2 separate regions of the Homo sapiens genome follow, and region 2 is linked to region 1. Evidence: chromatin contacts called from ENCODE Hi-C or POLR2A ChIA-PET data. All regions are on one chromosome and are shown on one strand. Each heading gives the region's core, a stretch centred on a gene start or an enhancer-like site at or near the end of the contact. The rest is flanking DNA. Distances are from core to core; before and after follow the strand shown.

What was found. A loop is a pair of places that touch in the nucleus more often than their neighbours do. ChIA-PET counts read pairs that join two places held with the same protein, here RNA polymerase II (POLR2A). Pooled maps may share reads with other maps.
Region 2: a loop to region 1 is called in a map of heart left ventricle, with 15 times the contacts of the local background. The contact joins two enhancer-like sites. A Hi-C loop is called at or near these places in 87 of 168 maps with a recorded cell type or tissue (A673, B cell, CD14-positive monocyte and 53 more), 37 of 37 single-sample maps with no recorded cell type and 48 of 50 pooled maps. POLR2A ChIA-PET finds 5 or more read pairs at or near these places in 6 of 52 experiments (BJ, HepG2, MCF 10A and 3 more).

The regions. Positions count from the first base shown.
Region 1 is chr2:74,692,310-74,697,160 of GRCh38, reverse strand. It overlaps a transcript of SEMA4F not described here. Among named protein-coding and RNA genes, the nearest start is that of SEMA4F, 40 kb to the right of the region's middle. Within about 2 kb of position 2,680, at least 2 of the 41 ENCODE cell types and tissues checked have a DNase peak (open chromatin) inside an H3K27ac peak, as active enhancers do.
Region 2 is chr2:74,873,594-74,878,444 of GRCh38, reverse strand. It overlaps HK2 (hexokinase 2), which reads right to left. Exons shown (of 18, transcript NM_000189.5): 6 at 4,502-4,601; 7 at 3,996-4,179; 8 at 1,124-1,279. Among named protein-coding and RNA genes, the nearest start is that of LINC01291, 33 kb to the left of the region's middle. Within about 2 kb of position 2,229, at least 10 of the 41 ENCODE cell types and tissues checked have a DNase peak (open chromatin) inside an H3K27ac peak, as active enhancers do.

The sequences.
Region 1 (4,851 bases), core at 1,431-3,930:
CTCCAGCAAGGGCTAACTCTAGCTGTGGGTAGACAGGCACACTTCTACTCTGTTCATGGAAATGCAAAATGGTACAGGCCTTTGGGAAAGTATTTTGGTAATATTCGTCAAAAGTACACATGCAATTACTCTTTGACCTTGCAAATCCATTTCTGGGAATCCACAGATATACATTCTTATGAGATGACATATGTACAAAGTTAGTTATGACGCCACAGGTTGTAAGAGCAAAAGATTAGAAATAACCCCAGGGTCCATAAATAGAGATTAGTTAAATATACTATGATTCAGCCTTACAACACAATAATTTAAAACAGAACAAGGACACTTTCTATGCACTTATGTGGAAGGATCTCCTTGATATATTGTTTATGTAAAAAATAATGGAAATAAGAATGCATTTTAATATTTTAATTTTTTCTTTCTTTTCTAAAAATATTTTTTATTTCCATAGGTTTTTGGGGAACAGGTGGTATTTGGTTACATGAGTAAGTTCTTTAGTGGTGATTTGTGAGATTTTGGTGCACCCATCACCTGAGCAGTGTACACTGAACCCAACTGGTAGTTTTTTTATCCCTCACCCCCTTCCCACATTTTTATATTTGATTGTATTTTCACAAAGAAACACTAGAAGGGTACAGAAGAAATTAATAAGAGAGGCAGGGCCGGGCGCGGTGGCTCATGCCTGTAATCCCAGCACTTTGGGAGGCCGAGGTGGGTGGATCACCTGAGGTCAGGAGTTTGAGACCAGCCTGGCCAACATGATGAAACCCCGTCTCTACTAAAAGTGCAAAAAAATTAGCTGGGCATGGTGGCAGGCACCTGTAGTCCCAGCTACTTGGGAGACTGAGGCATGAGGATCGCTTGAACCTGGGCGGTGGAGGTTGCAGTAAGCCAAGATCATACCACTGCACTCCAGCCTGGGCGAAAGAGTGAGACTCCGTCTCAATTAAAAAAAAAAAAAAAAAAAAAAAAGAGGCAGGAGAGATGTTTTTCAGTATACAAACTTTTATATATATATTTTTAATCATGAATATTTTAACTTTGCAAAAAAGAAATTAATAAAGATTTTTTCAAAATCACTTCAGAATGCCTTCTAAATGGGCAAAGAGTGCTGAACTAGGTGGCAGAGGTTCAGATTTGATTTTAGGTGGGGCCCTGGCTTCCCTGAATTTGCTCAGCTGTGAGACTAGGGTGGCCCTGTATGCTCTCAGTCCCTTACAGCCTTGCTCTTCTATAAATAAGGTATTTTCCTGGATCGCACCCTGTGTTGTATTACCACTCCCTTCTGTGCCCTTTCGTTGTACAGACAGTATCAAGTTTAATGAGTATGTTTGACACCAACTTCGGGAGAATTCCCAGCATCTCACAATTCATATCTGGTTACTTCCTGCTCTTGGATTATATTTGTCAATCGTCCATGCCATGTACTTCTCTCTTAGGCTTTATTCAGAGGCTTTTAAATTTGCACTTTAACTTGGATTAGTCCTTTTAGAAAGCAATTTGGTCATATAAAAGGTAACTCATTTACTCTTTTGAAAGAGTTTAATACAGCGTCCTGTTTCTTGGGGAATTACCCTCTATATGACAAAGTCCAGTTGTTTTATTCATTGATTTGGATTTACTTCTGTTGAGGGTTGTAGGGATGAGGGAGTAGGGATAACAGAAATCCATGGGTAGAGGATATGGAAAACAAGGTGAGCCAACTGCTCTGCTACATTTGGAGAGAAAAAGGCAAGGCTGAGGACGACAAAAGTCCAGACAGGGGAGTGCTCTGTGCAGAAAAGAAGCACTGTTGTGCTCTGAGGTTGTGCAAAGGAGATCATTGTGTGAGAAGCATGGAGACAGAGCCTGAAGGTTCAAGGAGGATAGAGGAGCTCTACGAGTATAAGACACCAGCTCTGCAATTGAGTCTGCTCCCAGCTACACGGGAGGCAACTCGACTCACATCTGGCTGAGTGTCTGATGCTGTTGTGGACAGTGTTGCTATAACCTGCTGAGACACGCAGAGATCCCAGCACAACAATTTTCCTCTTTTTATTCCTTAAAAACCATTTTAGTTCAAAAACAAAATTTCAAATAATAAAAAAAATTCTCCTCCCAGCTATCACAGTCCTCAGTATCTACTAAAAGGAGTTGAAAACATATCCACAAAAACACCTGCACATGTATGTTTATAACAGCTTCATTCATAATTGCCAAAACCTGGAAGCAACCAAGATGTCCTTTAGGAGGCGAGTGGATAAATAAACTGCAGCACATCCAGACAATAGAATATTATTCAGCACTAAAAAGAAACAGGCTACATTAACCAGTCAATGTACATATTGCTTGGCAAGACTAAGCTTCAGCTTGTCCAGCATAAGTCTTGACTTACACTTCTGTATTCCCTACAGCAACTAGCCTCATGCTTTCCACCTGAAAGATGTTCCACAAGTGTTTGTTAATTTTACCTGATTGGCATCAAAATGAAGATAGCAACACAGAGCTGTTATTTAAAAGAATAAGCCAGAAGCTGAATGGTATTGTTTTTAACTATTAGGACATGTCACCACGCATCAGTCTTTCCCAACTCATTGTTAGCTGGGAATGACTGGGAATAGGAACGCTGGGGGAAAAATCCTGGATGGGTGTGGCTAATAAAGAGGATATGGCTGTGGAGCAGATAGACTTGGCTTCAAACTCTGCATTTACTACTTCCTAGCTGGGGACCTTGAGCAAACTGAGCTCTGGGTTCCTCATTTTGTAAAAAGAGTTCAAAAGGGCTCTTGGTGTGGTTGAAATGAGAGTTCGAAATAATATACTCAGAGCACCTGCCAAGGTGTCTGGCCCCAAGCTGCTCAATGTCTAACAATGATTTCATCACCTTCCTTGCTTCCATCATGTGCTGGAAAATCTAAGTGCATTAAAAAAAATGAGAGACTGAAGGATGTGAATCGCTATGAGAAAGCATGAATATCAAGAAGAAAGCATAAAAGGTATGAAAGAAGCACGCACACACACATGCACACACACGTGCAGCAATTCCAGGCTCAACTGTCTTGTCTGCAGATGTTTTATCAAACATAGGAATATATTATAGCCAAGTTGTCTAAACTCTGTTTACCTGAGTCTATCAGAGTTTATCTGTTAGTAATCTATCTCTAAAAGGCTGAAAGCTTCCTGGTTCATTCTAACACAGCAGTCCCGTTTCTGAGAATTTACTTTAAAGTATATCCACACACCTACAAAATAATGGATTTATGGGGTTGCTTACTGCAGCAGAAGACTGGAAACACCTCAAATATCTATCACTACTGGGAACTGGTTGAATAAACAAACTATGACACAACCACACAAAGGAACACTGTAGCAATAAAAAAAAAATGAGGAAACACCCTATGAACTGATAGAGGACAATTTCCTTGATTTACAGTTAAAAAGAGCAGGTATAGCACAGGTTATAAAGCATGCTACCTTTTCTGAAATATTTTCAAGGCAACAACTTCACCTTCCCGATCTGCAAAACCACTAACACAGGGATGATCTTAGGAACCAACGTGGCTTCAGCACTAGGACATTCACAGGCTAAAGGAGAAAAACTATACCATCATCTTACTGGCTGCTTATGAAGATATTTGACATAATTCAACATCCATCCTATCCTCTTAAAAGAAAAATATAAAACCCTGTTAGTGTTAGAGGTAATGCAAAGACTCCCTCTGTATTACAAACCTATTAGAAACCAAGAGGAAGTGTGAAAAACAATGGTGAAATACTAAAGGCACTGCTATAAAATCAGGTTCAAGTCAAGAATGAGTTCTGTCTGGGCCAGTTCTGGAAGTTCCAGCCAACATGCTGAAATAAGAAAGAGAAGAAAGAAACAAATGTATTATTTTCAAATGATGTGATGTTAATCAATGGAAGGTTAGTTAAAATAAGAAATATCAAGCAACAGAATCCTATGCAGGATGATGATATAGAATAACATTTTATTGTGGAAAAGTACCCAAGATATAGTATCAAATGGAAGAAGCAGTTTACAAAATAGTATCATACTATGTTTATTGAAAATATCTATTTATATCCCTATGTTGAATATATACATAGAGAAAAGTCTGAAAGGAAATCCACCAAAATATATTTACAGATTGTATCTCTGGCCTATGGGTTTTGAAGTGATTCTTATTTTTATTTACTTTTCAGCATGTCCTAAATGCTTTATTACGAGCATATGTATGTAATTGTTTAGATAAATTTCTTTCACCCACAAATAAACACACTCGTGTGTGCACATGCAAAACTCATTTCAAGGTCAGTGAGATGAGCTGCATTTCTCTTAAAGTGGCTAGTGTTTGTGACCTAAGGCCACTTTCCAACTCACTCCCACCTTTGTGAAAAACCAAGCTGGTCTGCTCTGCCTGGTCCCTGCCCCTCTGAACAGAAGCCTCAGATCTGTGGGCTCCAAAAAAGCTTACTCTGGGTTTGATTTCCCAGGTGACCATGGCCCCTGTCCTCAGTACTCATACCCAGTCCTAGCCCTATCCTAGCTGTTTGCAAAGAACTCCCAGCCCTCTGAAGCCTGCCCACCTTGCCTGAGTGAAGAGGGCTCCTCCTTGCCACACATCCAACAGAAGCCTTTGCCTCCCCAGTGGGTGAATTTGGAGATCCCTGTGGCAGTCTGAAGCCTCCAAATGCCAGGCTTCTCAGCCCCACAATGGGGCTGAAGGTCATAGGCAGAGCATACCAGGTCCTGTCACCTCATCCCCGGTCTCTTGGGACCTTAAATGTCCCCCATATGTGTTTCCTCCCTTGGGTCCCTGCCTTGTATTTCAGACAGCTAGTTGGGTGGATTCTGCTACCTCGTTTCTG
Region 2 (4,851 bases), core at 980-3,479, 180 kb before region 1:
GTGCGCACACACACACACACACACACACACAGAGACACACGGAGTTGAGAAACACAAGTATTTCTTATGCATGTGCTATGTAAAAACAAGGCCCTGTTCTTGGTGCTTTACCACCAAGTTGTGTGTGTGAGAGTTTGTGTTACATCTGCTTGTGTTAGGGGAGACAGACAGTGTCTCTGCTGTCAGCCACTCTCAACATGTGAACCCTGCGGTGATGCCCACCTGGTTTCTCTCTCTAAAGCAGTAGGAGTCTATTGCATTTCACCATGGACTTGGCACTGCTTTAGCTTGTGTCTAAAGATGGTTGGTAAGGGGCTAGTGCTATAACCTTAGCACCCTTCTCAAGGGAACTAAATCTTGCATCACCTTGGGGTACTTGCATCACCTTGGGGTATAGCAACAAGTAGGCCCCATTCCTTCAAGAGTTTCCCCTTAAAACAAAGTCATTGGCACTGTTCCACTGCTCCATTTGGCTCCAAAGACACCTCCTCTCCACCATCTGGTCCCTGAAACACCAGGACTTCTTCAATCTACAAGTGGAAATCTCAAGAACAGTAAACGAGGCCCGCCTGACTCTTGGGATATTGTTAACAACAACAAAAATCAAGCCATCCTCACTCTTGCCCCTGCTGGGCTGTGAAAATGCAGGCCCCAGCTCTGCTTATTAGAATTAATTGGGTAGCTATATCTCTGGCCAATTCAAAGACCTAGCTTTCTATTATGAAGCAGGGGTCATGACAGAGTCCTTTTTGAGAATTGCCAATAGGGAATCAGATGTCAGAGCTTCAGGAGAAGGAAAAGGAGGCAGATGCAGCTAAGTCTTTCGGGGGCCCTCTGGGGTCCTCCAGCTTTAAACCCAGTGCAACAGCCCAAGTCCCTGCATATGGAGGCCAACCACCGTTCCCAGTACCATGAGTCACTGGTAGCAATCACAATCGAAATCGACAAGAGTGGAGACTGGTAAGTGAAGTGAAGCCACAGGCCCGCCATGGTCCACGTCATGTGAGACCCTCTTGCAGTCTATACTTGAAGAGTCAAAAGGTACAGCCCCCTCCTCATTCCCCAACTACCCGTCAACTCGTGTGGTGATCCAGCAAATAGAGGGGGCTGGCCAGAAGCTCACCCTTCAATGTCTGAGATGTCTTTGGTCTCAAAGCGACCGGTGTTGAGAAGCTCTGGGCTGAGCTTCCCCCCAAAGAGCAGCTCCTCCTTGGCCATCTTCACCAGGATAAGCCTCACCAGCTCCCCCATGTACATCCCACTGATCATCTTCTCAAACCTGCCGGAAGACACAAACCAAAAACATAAAGTCCCCACTGCCCATGTACTCATAGCTTCCCTGTTGAAGCAAGATGCGCACACGTGCAACTTCACAACTAAGGGTTAATGTGTGCAGCACGGCCCAGGAGTAAGATACGTGGAGAGGTGACGGCTCAGAGGGGCTGGCTTGGGTTGTCCCTGCAGGCTGATGGGCCTTGACCTATGGAGAAGAATAAATGAAACTTAAGCAGCCAAATGAAACACACAGGGAGTATGGAACATTCTGGAACAGCCTGTATTTTAGGTAAAGTTATGCGTAGGGTGGTAATCTTTAAAATTCTTCTCTAGCCAGGAAATCATTTTTAAAATTAATATCTTACATAGCCCAATATTTATTTACAAGAGAAAAAAGGCGATCTGATTAGATATGTAGCACAGGCCTAGAAACTCATCAGCTCATACTGTCCACCCCTGCAAGCCGTTCATGGGCTCCAGAGAAAATGGTGTGAAAACCACCTGGGGCAGGGGATGATGGGGCAACATTATAAAGGCAGGTTGGGATAGAGGAATCTGCACTGGGCTCCGAGCTCTAAATGACAGGTCTCAGGGGTCTGGGAGTGAAACAGGCTTCTAAGCAGGCAGGTGACAAGATGTTTTAGAAAGGCAGGGGACGGCCCCCAAACCAGCAGTGCGGTCCGGTGATTTAATTTTAACACTAGGTGGCACTGTTTTCTTTCATAATTGGTCTTTCTGACTAGAACTGAGAGGAAACCAAGCCCTGGTGATAATTCTTTTTGACAAAAGGCCCATTTCTGGGTGTTTGAGAAAGAACCTGTGTCTTAGAGGAGGCACATGGGCCTGCTGCCACTAACTAGGATGAGCCCCAGCGAGGAGGAGGCCCAGGACTGAGATGTGGAAGGGATTCCAAGGTTACCTTTCCGAGAGGAAACCCAGGCCTCCAGGAAGCAGCCTGCTCAAGACCCAAGGCCGAGTACAGCAGCATCAGGGCTAACTGAGAGCTGGCAAAATTGTGAAGATGACAGCGCGCATTTTAAATGTTAGTGCACCCACACAGGCAGAGCTTCAGGAGAAGGAAACCAGCGTGGATGGGAGCCTGGCTTCAACAGTAAGGAACTCCGTGTTGCTAAGTTTTTATTCTAGTTTTTAAAAACACTTTGTTCCAGTCAACATTTGGAAGATACTTACTTGGAAATATATTAGAGGGGACAAAAATTGTCTGTAGTGACTTCAGGGCTACCATGGATGACAATTTGGTGGGTGTCAAAGGATAAGCCGGGGGTGTGCTGTCATGGTCTGGCTGGCAAATTTGTCTTTTGACATTTGAAAGGGCCTTTAGTTCCTCGGAATGACTTGGGTGTGCCTCATTCATGGAGGCAGGCACTGAGTGACTTTTCAGCTCATAAACCTCTCATCAGCCATGGCAGACACAACCAGTATGATCCTCAGAAATTTCAAGTAAAGGACTCATTTCAACATGTGAAACAAGCTTGTGACTTAGATAAATAAACCATGCTTTGACAAAGCAAGGACTCTCAGGCCGGGCGCGGTGGCTCACGCCTGTAATCCCAGCACTTTGGGAGGCCGAGGAGGGCGGACCGCCTGAGGTCGGGAGTTCGAGACCAGTCTGGCCAGCATGGTGAAACCCTGTCTCTAATAAAAATACAAAAATTAGCTGGGCGTGGTGGCAGGCGCCTGTAATCCCAGCTACTCAGGAAGCTGAGGTAGGAGAATCGCTTGAACCCGGGAGGCAGAGATTGCGGTGAGCCAAGATTGCGCCATTGCACACCAGCCTGGGCAACAGAGAGAGACTCTGTCTCAAAAAAAAAAAAAAAAAAACGAAAGCAAGGACTCTCCTGGGTTACCCACCACTGACTTGATTTATAGGGTTCAATTTTCCTGTCCAAGTAGAGATCTGCACGAAAAGCTTTTCTACAACAGTCACAAGACCAGAGATGATCTGTATTGCTCAAAATATTTTGCAACTGCTTCAGACCTTGAAGCAATCCCTGTTTCAAGATCTTTCACACGCACATTTGGCAAATGTTTGTGAGGGTGAAATAAGGTTTTGTAAGAGATAAAAGCAACTAAAAACAAAGGCAGGCCAGGCTGGAGAATACAATATTCAGGATCCAAAATGCTAGACGCCCCTCCTCCAATCCATCCCAGGACATAGTTGGGCCAAGGTCCAAGTGAAGGAGGCCAAGGAAGCTCCTCAGCCAATGTCTCCAGGGGCCATGGGTCTGCCTGCAGCTGCAGCAGGAGGCCCTGGGACCCCAGGGAGCAGCAATGAGCAGCCAGCTGTCAGCCTGTCCTCTGGGTGGTGATGGAGTTGGAGCTATGAAAGGAGCTTTCAGAGACCCCAATCTTGGCCACCTCAACACAACTTTCCTTAGGTGGCTCACAGTTCCCATGGACAATTTACAAATAGAAGGTGGAAAGAAAGAGCAGGGCCACCCACTTACACTCAGAATAGAACCTTCCAAAATGACTCCTGTGAAGGAAACACATTATTAGCTATAATCTGGTATATCCGCTTGCTCTCTGTTTTAGATCCTCTCAGCAATTTATAGTCACAGACATTCCTATGACCAGTGGCCACCTTGGCAAGCTTTGGGGATGTAAGACTGTAAAGAAACAACCCCCTGGCCCCGACCAGCCCCAGACTCAGCTCCAGGCCCCCGCCAAGCCCACTCGCACAGGAAGGGCCTACTCACAGTTGCTTTCCCGGGTTCAGTGAGCCCATGTCAATCTCCTGGTCAAACTCAGTGCGAATGTCGTTGAGCGAGCCATCGTCCCCGAAGGCCCCCCACTCCATATTGATACACATCCGCCCCTCATCGCCTTCCACCATGTCGATGTGGCGCATCTCTTCCATGTAGCAGGCGTTGCTGCCCGTGCCTGCCAAAACAAGGGACGGCTATGCACACGCCTGCTCCGGCCCCTTCCCACCCCTCTTCCCTCTTATACTACTGTCCCGAGACTGCCCGGCCAGGATGGCTGGGATTTCTCACTGCAGACTCTGGGGGCATCACAATACATGGTCTAATCTTCTGCCACCCCCAACTCCATGAGTCCCTGCTCGGCTCTCCAAAGTGACTGGACCATTATCTTCTAATATGAACTACAAAGGAACACCCAGCCCATGGGCCCCTTCTCCCTTTCCAGCCCACACCCCCATCCCTTGGCCAGCACGGGCCCTTCATGCACGGTGTTCACTCACCCACAATGAGACCAATCTCACAGTTGTGGTCATCATAACCACAGGTCATCATGGTCCCAACTGTGTCATTCACCACAGCCACAATGTCGATATCAAAGTCCTGTGGAGACAAATGGGAGGGCTCTGACCTTCATCATCACAGAGGGCGACTTTCCTAACACCAGCTATATATCACTCCTCCTCCTCCTCCTCCTCCTTCTCTCTCTCTCCCCCCTCCCTCCCCATAACTCCTCCTGTGATAAGACTTTTAATTCATTCTCTCTCTGAGCCATTCCACTCCCATGTCAACATCATTCCAACTTTCTTACTTGGAAATCACATTCAAGTCTTCTTCAGGTTAAGAACTAAAG